2 separate regions of the Homo sapiens genome follow, and region 1 is linked to region 2. Evidence: chromatin contacts called from ENCODE Hi-C data. All regions are on one chromosome and are shown on one strand. Each heading gives the region's core, a stretch centred on a gene start or an enhancer-like site at or near the end of the contact. The rest is flanking DNA. Distances are from core to core; before and after follow the strand shown.

The links. A loop is a pair of places that touch in the nucleus more often than their neighbours do. Pooled maps may share reads with other maps.
Region 1: a pooled map shows a loop between it and region 2 (4-fold over the local background). The contact joins two enhancer-like sites. A Hi-C loop is called at or near these places in 4 of 37 single-sample maps with no recorded cell type and 4 of 50 pooled maps.

The regions. Positions count from the first base shown.
Region 1 is chr20:39,536,634-39,540,190 of GRCh38, reverse strand. No RefSeq gene overlaps it. Among named protein-coding and RNA genes, the nearest start is that of LINC01734, 310 kb to the right of the region's middle. Within about 2 kb of position 1,915, at least 2 of the 41 ENCODE cell types and tissues checked have a DNase peak (open chromatin) inside an H3K27ac peak, as active enhancers do.
Region 2 is chr20:39,267,650-39,271,411 of GRCh38, reverse strand. No RefSeq gene overlaps it. Among named protein-coding and RNA genes, the nearest start is that of LINC01734, 45 kb to the right of the region's middle. RefSeq lists an enhancer at 1,532-2,032. Within about 2 kb of position 2,316, at least 5 of the 41 ENCODE cell types and tissues checked have a DNase peak (open chromatin) inside an H3K27ac peak, as active enhancers do.

The DNA of each region.
Region 1 (3,557 bases), core at 666-3,165, 270 kb before region 2:
CAAAATAACCAACCAATACGTTTCAAAAGTGTCAGGTCATGAAGACAAGGAAAGACTAAGAAATCATTAAAGATCAGAGAAGACCAAAGGGACACAACAAGTAAAAGCAATGTGGGGTCCTGGATGGGATCCTGGAATAGATAAAGAACATAAGTAGAAAAACTGCTGAAATTCAAATAAGGTCTGTAGTTTAGTTACTTTACAATACAATACAATTATTGTACTATAGGAACAGTGTCTTAATCTGTCTTGTTTTGCTATAACAGAATACCTAAGACTGGGTCATTTATAAAGAGAAGAGGTTTATTCAACACTTGATTCTTGTGGGTGAAAAGTCCAGGATTGAACAGCTGCATCTGGGCAGGTGCCTCAAGCTGCTTCCACTCAAGGTGGAAAGCAGAAGGAGAGTGGATGTGTGCAGAGGCCACACAGTGAGAGAGGAAGCAAGAGAGCAAAACTGAGGAAGCCAGGCTGTTTTTACAACCTGCACTCTCAGGAACTAACTCACTTCTGCAAGAGTGAGAACTCATTCACCCAGGTTGTAGGCCATTAATCTATCCTTGAGGGATCTACCCTCATGACCCAAATACCTCTCATTAGGCCCCACCCTCCAATGCTGCCATATTGGGCATCAACTTTCAATTTTGGTCAATTTTTAAGCTTTGACAGGGACAAACCAAACCATAGAAGACAGTATTATAGTATTGTACCAAGTTATTTTTCCGGTTTTGATTTATTGTACTATGGTTACTCAAGATATCAACATGAAGAGTAGCTGAGTGAAGGGTATACAGAAACTCTACCATTTTTGCAATTTTTCAAAATGTAAATATTTTCAAAAGTGAAATGGCAACTTGAAACAAATTTTAAATAATGACAAAGCTGAAATTTTTCTGAAAAAATTCCTATCTTTATGCATAGGTGTGAAGAAACCACTCTAATTTTTTTTTAATTTTTTTATTATACTTTAAGTTCTGGGATACATGTGCAGAATGAGCAGGTTTGTCACATAGGTATACACCTGCCTTGGTGGTTTGCTGCACCCATCAACCCGTCATCTACATTAGGTATTTCTCCTAATGCTATCCCTCCCCTAGCCCCCCACTCCCCGACAGGCCCTGGTGGAAACCACTCTATTTTTAAAATGTTTCATTCAGCTAAATTTGCTAAAAGATCAGAAGGAAATATGTTCTATTGATTCACAAAATAGTTTGAAATAAATGTAAATTCTTTTGAGAACTGCTGCTTGTGGGAGCAGCATAGAGTTTGTAAATAATGCATGTTCCTGTCCACTGTAACAAGGCACTCATGTGGTGCTATTCTGCTTGGAAGAAAGCCACTATAGGGTCAGAAAGAGAAGAGAGAAAACAATATATTAAACCCTTCTGACATGGGAGAGAAGAGAGGAAAGAAAAAGATCATCTGAGATCTCTGCTATGAGAAATAGAATTTGCACACTTTATCTACTATCTAATTAGGCAACTCTGTCAGAAGGCATTTTAATTGTTCATTTTTGCACAGTATCTCATGGAACACAAATAGAAAAAAAAATCTAAATGTTGACATTTTTGAAGCTAAAGGCAAAGAAACAGAGAAGTAAGGTCATTTTTTTAATCTTGCAGGGTTAGAGAAGCATAAGCAAATTAATAGACAATGAGGAAGAAGCAGGTGCAAGAGAAAGAGGAAGGTAAGATACACACAAGATGAGCTATAATTATAAAACCAGCCCCAGACTTATAAGAGTTCAGCCATTTGCACTCAAATTCTCACAGGACCAGAAGGACTGAGATCACAAGCCAGCAAAAAAATTAGCAGCTCCTTCCTAACCTAACCAGGTTTGGAGGGAATCATTTTTCTGATCTGCACTGAAGGGTTGATGTACAAAGGAGTCAGTACAGCTGGAGGATCAGGGATGGCTGCAGTTTTTACCTGTTCTTGCCTGGTCCCATAGGAGAGGTGCTACCCCAATTGCTAGCCTGAAACTCCCTTCTTAGGCCTGCCAGTCCCTTTTCAGTTCTGGGGTGCCTTCCCATTGTGCATTGCCTCCTGTGACCTCCTTTGTGTTCTATCTGGACAACATAGGAGTGCTGTGATTGTTACACTCTAGAGAGCTTCACAGACCTCCCAAATATAGACATTCGGGCTGCTTCCTCAGGAATGGACCCTAATGGCTTCTCTTGATTTTCCCAAAGCTACGTTCAAATTGTCATATCCATTAAATGGATATCTATAACGAGTGCCACACCTCTGTTCTGCAGGGGAGAGTTTGCTATATGTGTTTAAATGCCTGGCCCAGCATGTTTTCCATTGCCCTGTGATCTCCTTTCTAGTTCAATTGCAGTTAGCAATAACATCTCTTGACATGAGCAAAAATCCAAAAGGGATGAATATCTTGACAAAGCTGGTAAACATCTCTGTTTGAAAGCTGGTTGCCCTGTAAACTTGTACCTGGAAATGTTTTTAGGTCATTTTGCCACCTATGAAAATTGTACTCAATATAATCATTTTAAAACAAGACAAAAAATTATAAAAGTGCCATGTTGAAGATGTTTATTTATTTTCTTTTTTTTTTTCTTTTCTAGACGAAGTTTTGCTCTTGTTACCCAGGCTGGAGTGCAATGGTGAGATCTCAGCTCACTGCAATCTCTATCTCCCGGGTTCAAGCAATTCTCCTGCCTCAGCCTCCTGAGTAGCTGGGATTACAGGCACGTGCCACCACGCCCAGCTAATTTTTGTATTTTTAGTATAGATGGGGTTTCACCATGTAGGCCAGGCTGGTCTTGAACTCCTGACCTCAAGATCTGCCCACCTCAGCCTCCCAAAGTGCTGGGATTACAGAAGATGTTTATTTCTGTGATAGTTTAATGTATTATTAAAAACAATTGTAAATACCATAAATACCTAATAATAGAGAAATGGTTAAGTAAATAAAATTACATCCACTTGATGGAATAGTATGCAGCCAGTCAAAATGTCTGTTAGGAATACGACAAAGAAACTCAACATTTGTTTATAATATAATGTTAAGTGAATCAAGCAAAATATAAAATTATATGACACTATGAGTAACACTGGAAAAATTATGTCTACATATGGACAAGGCCTGCGGTAAATATGAAAAATGGAAACAGCTTTATTTGGGGGTTTTGTTATTGTCATTGTAATTCTGTTGCTCAGCAAATACAGAATTTGTAAAAGGAAAAAGAACTCAACAATGAGGCAATTTTCAGGGGAGGGACACATTTATTTTGCGTACTTCTTCAGTGTTTTTATTCTCGGGGGAAAATATTACATTTGGGAGAACGGATCACGTTTAGAATAGTGAATAAAAAGTCTAAAGAAGAACCCCAGGTTTGCCCCTTCAAGACAGCATTCCCAAATACTACAGCACAAGGTTTCCCTGCAGTACACTCCACATCAGTGCGTTCAGTGAACAAGAAAAGGGACCTAGAGAGGTGGGGAGTGAAAGGATGTGTCTGAATCTCCCAGGGAGCTTTTGAATAAACACAGAGGCCTATCCCTCCAGCCACTGGAGATTCTGGACCCCAGTCCCTGAA
Region 2 (3,762 bases), core at 1,067-3,566:
AGGATTCCAGAGCCAGTGTTCTCAGGACGAAGTGTTCCAGCAAGGCTCAGAGAAGCTCAGAGACAGAATCCACGCCCACATCCAGGATCCTGGAATGAGAGCTCCTCGACAGGACGCAGACAGGCAGAGCCCAGGGAAAATGGAAATTGTCTCTGAGGGTCCTGCTGGACTCAGAGAAGGGAGAGAACCGTGTTCCCCCACGATGAATAATGCAGGGAGAGGAAGCAAGGGGCAGAGTAGTTGCCATTGGGCCCCCAGTTCCTCACCAGCCAGGCTGCTGCTGAGCAGGAAGCCTCCCGGCTGAGCCTGGGAAGCAGTTATCACTGGTGGGTGATTAAGTTACTAATCCTTCAGAGAGAAGACATTTAGAGGCCCATATTAAAGCAGTGCGAAGCAAAATCACATTCCGTTTCAATTTAGTTTAGCAATTCCCATGATTTAGTTAAATGAAAAGCAATTGTTCCAATTAATAGTATTGAATGTTATTCATCAAAAGTGTCAAAACAGCTCTGTGGCTGCATTAGTAACCCATTCTCTTGTCAGAGATATGGATAATTCCCCAGGACAGAATGGGGAAATGGTAGGGTTCGGGGGTTTTGGTGAAAGGTCAAAGTCAGAGGGAGTATTTACATGCACATGTGTAGGCTCATGTACATGCAACCTGTGTGCATGGATAGGTGCATATGTGAGCACATGTATCTTATATGCATACAGATCCAAACTGTACCCAAGTGTATATATTTGTATGAAGTTAAAGTGCATATGCCAATGTGCCTGAGTAGCTGTGCACAGGTGTGTGTGTGTGTGTGTGCACCTGTGTGTTCCTGGTGCACATATACAAGTATGTATATGTGCACATGTATGTATATGTGCAAATATGTGTAAGTGCCTTGTGTGCCTATACGTACATGTGTGCATATGTGAATTTATGTCCATGCACATGCACGTATTTAGATAGTTATACATTCGGGTATGGTGGTATGTGTACACAAATTATCCTGAAGACATGTTGCTATCCAAGGGGATGCAATGTGAGCATACACAGGTATGCATATTTTGGGGTGCCTTCATACATATTGTAAATATATCTGTATGTATCAGGGCAAGAGGTGTAGGGAGTTTGCTGCCTCGATGGATTAAGAGCTGAGCCATCAATTTCCATCCTTATGTCATAGTGAGTGATTTGGCTTGTCACTGGGACATTGCCATTCAAATTTAGCTCTTATGATCCAGAAACTTTTTCTGTCATGTGAACTGCTGCATTCTCAGGACCCAAAAGAGAGCCTGGCACAGAGGAAGTTTCAATGACATATACTGATAGAATAGATTAATGGATGGATGGAAAATAGATGGATTGATAAATGGATGAATGGGGAAGGATGGGCAGATGGATGGAAAAGGATGGAGGGATACATGGCAGGGTAGATAAATGAGTAGCTGGGTAGGTGGGTGGCTGGGTGGGTGAGTTGATGGAAGGATGGATGGATGAGGGGCTAGATGGATGGAGGGGATGGATGGATGGGAGAATGGCTGAATAGAATAAATGGTTTGCCATAGGTCACTGGGTCTATCAGGCCTCCCAGTAGTGGGTGCATCCCAGTCTTTTTCCCTCAGGGTAAATCCTAAGCTTCTCTGGCTTTCAGACAGCTCAGCTGAACCTCAGACAGCTTCATCCGGGGCAGGCAGCAGGCTCAGAGGGCTCACAAGCTGCCAGAATCAACCAAGGCAAAATACTGCAGAGTCAAGAGCAGGAAGGGCAGGGACTGCTTTGGAGTAGCTGACAAATCTCAGCTTTGCTAGGCTAACAGGAAGCTGGCCTGGCCAGGCAGGCCCAGGAGGATACAAACCAAAAAGGCCCCTTCAGGGGCTTGTATACCCCAAGCCAGGGTTCCTGCATCTGGCTTTTGTGCTGGGGCTGCAGCTGCCAGCTCCTGACCCTATCCCCAGGCCTGTCCTTCTCTGTCACTGTTCTTCCTGCTCCTTGCATCTTCCACAGCAGGGGGAAGCCACGTGCCCATCCCCATCCAGACGCAGATGCGGCTCATCACAGTTCCATCACCCCAGACTAGGATGATACAGGGAATCTACGGATAGCTTCCCATCACTGCTGTCCTTGCTTCCCAGACTCCCCTGGGTGTTGGTTCTCTCTGGAGCTGACCAGACCCTGGAGGGGGCCCCAAGACCCCAAGCGGGTCAGTTTTTGTGGCTGTCAGTCCTCCCACCATCCTTTTGAGCATTGACAGGGTTTTGCCTGGCCCACCTGCTGTCGGGGCCTGCCCCCTAGTGGCTGACTCTGCCCCATACACTGCCCTACCCCAGGGCACCAGCTCTGAGCCTGGTGGCCCCCTCAGCCAGCCTCAGCCAAGAAAGGAGCGCTGAGTCTTTGCAAAAGCTCCACCATGGCCCCATTTCTCCCTTTTCAGCCATGGACACGGTGGGGCCAGATCTCTCCACACGCACACAGTACTGGCTTCCCTGAGTCTGCATTGCCCCCAGTCTGTCTGCAAGTGTCCATCCATCCGGATGGTGATTAAGCACGAACAGGAAGAGTTAGGATGTGATCCCTGAACCCAGGAGGCTCATAAAGACAATAGCTGGGACAATAGCAAGAGGCACTGGGCGTCCTGTCTATTTTGGGGAGGCCCCAAGCATGGCTGGCCAAAACCAAGGGCATCCTGAGGCTCATTAATCTGTGTGGGAGTTATGAAGACAGGATAGAGGGTCCAGGAGGCCTTCCGCCAGTCGTTTCCTCCCAGCCCACCGGCTCTGCTCCATACTCCACACGCGGAGCCCCTGGCCCCAGCCTCCAGAGACCCAGCCTTGCCAGCTCTCTGCGGTAGACCCAGCTCCCTTCCTCTCCTTTCAAAGACTTGTACTGAGAGATTAGAGGCCCTGGCCTTTCTGGGATCCACTCTTTGTTTTCTCCCTGAGGGAGGCAAAGGAAGAAGTAAAACACTATCAGCCTCATCCAGGCTGAGGCAATGGAGAAACTGCCTTGAAATATCCTTCTGGTGCTCTGTTCCCACGGCCTGGCCTCCTTGGAGCCCAGGAGTAGCAAAAGGTTAATTGCTAGGGTGTTGGGCCCAAGCAGTCGGCTGGAGGAGCCAGAAAGCCAACTGTTAAATATGCAGTTGTTACATATGCCTCTCTCCTTTCCCTTCTCCCTCTATCCTTCTCTCCCAATCACTAAACGGTTGCTAGCTTGAAATCAGACATGATGTAAGCAAATGCCTCTCTCTCTTCCCTTCTCCCTCTATCCTTCTCTCCCAATTGCTAAACAGTTGCTAGCTTGAAATCAGACATAGTGTAAGTATTTACACCACAGAAACTGGCAAACACTGTAAAACAAACCAGTACCATCAAGGCAGTCGTGAAGCCCCACTTTCCTGGTCCCAGGATGAAAGTCAGACACCCAATTGACTTGGTTGGAAACCATCACTTGTGACAGTTTTAGGGCCACAGAGGCTGGAGTACACACCAGCATATTGTTCCCAGCACCCTAACCTTATTCCACCTGCCCTTGCAGTCTCTGACCCTGGATGGTACTAGGACATGAGATCAGTCTGAAGAGTCAGGAGACCTGGATTCTACCGCAGATGCTGCCCCTGTCACTTTACCTCACTGATTCTTTATTTTTCAACAGGAAAATGGAGCAGTAATAACCCACTGTAGGACTCAAACTTCATTGGGTTGTTGTGAGAATTGAATAGACTATTGCACGTGAAGCACTTAGCACATTGAGAGTATTGTGGGACCTGGTTG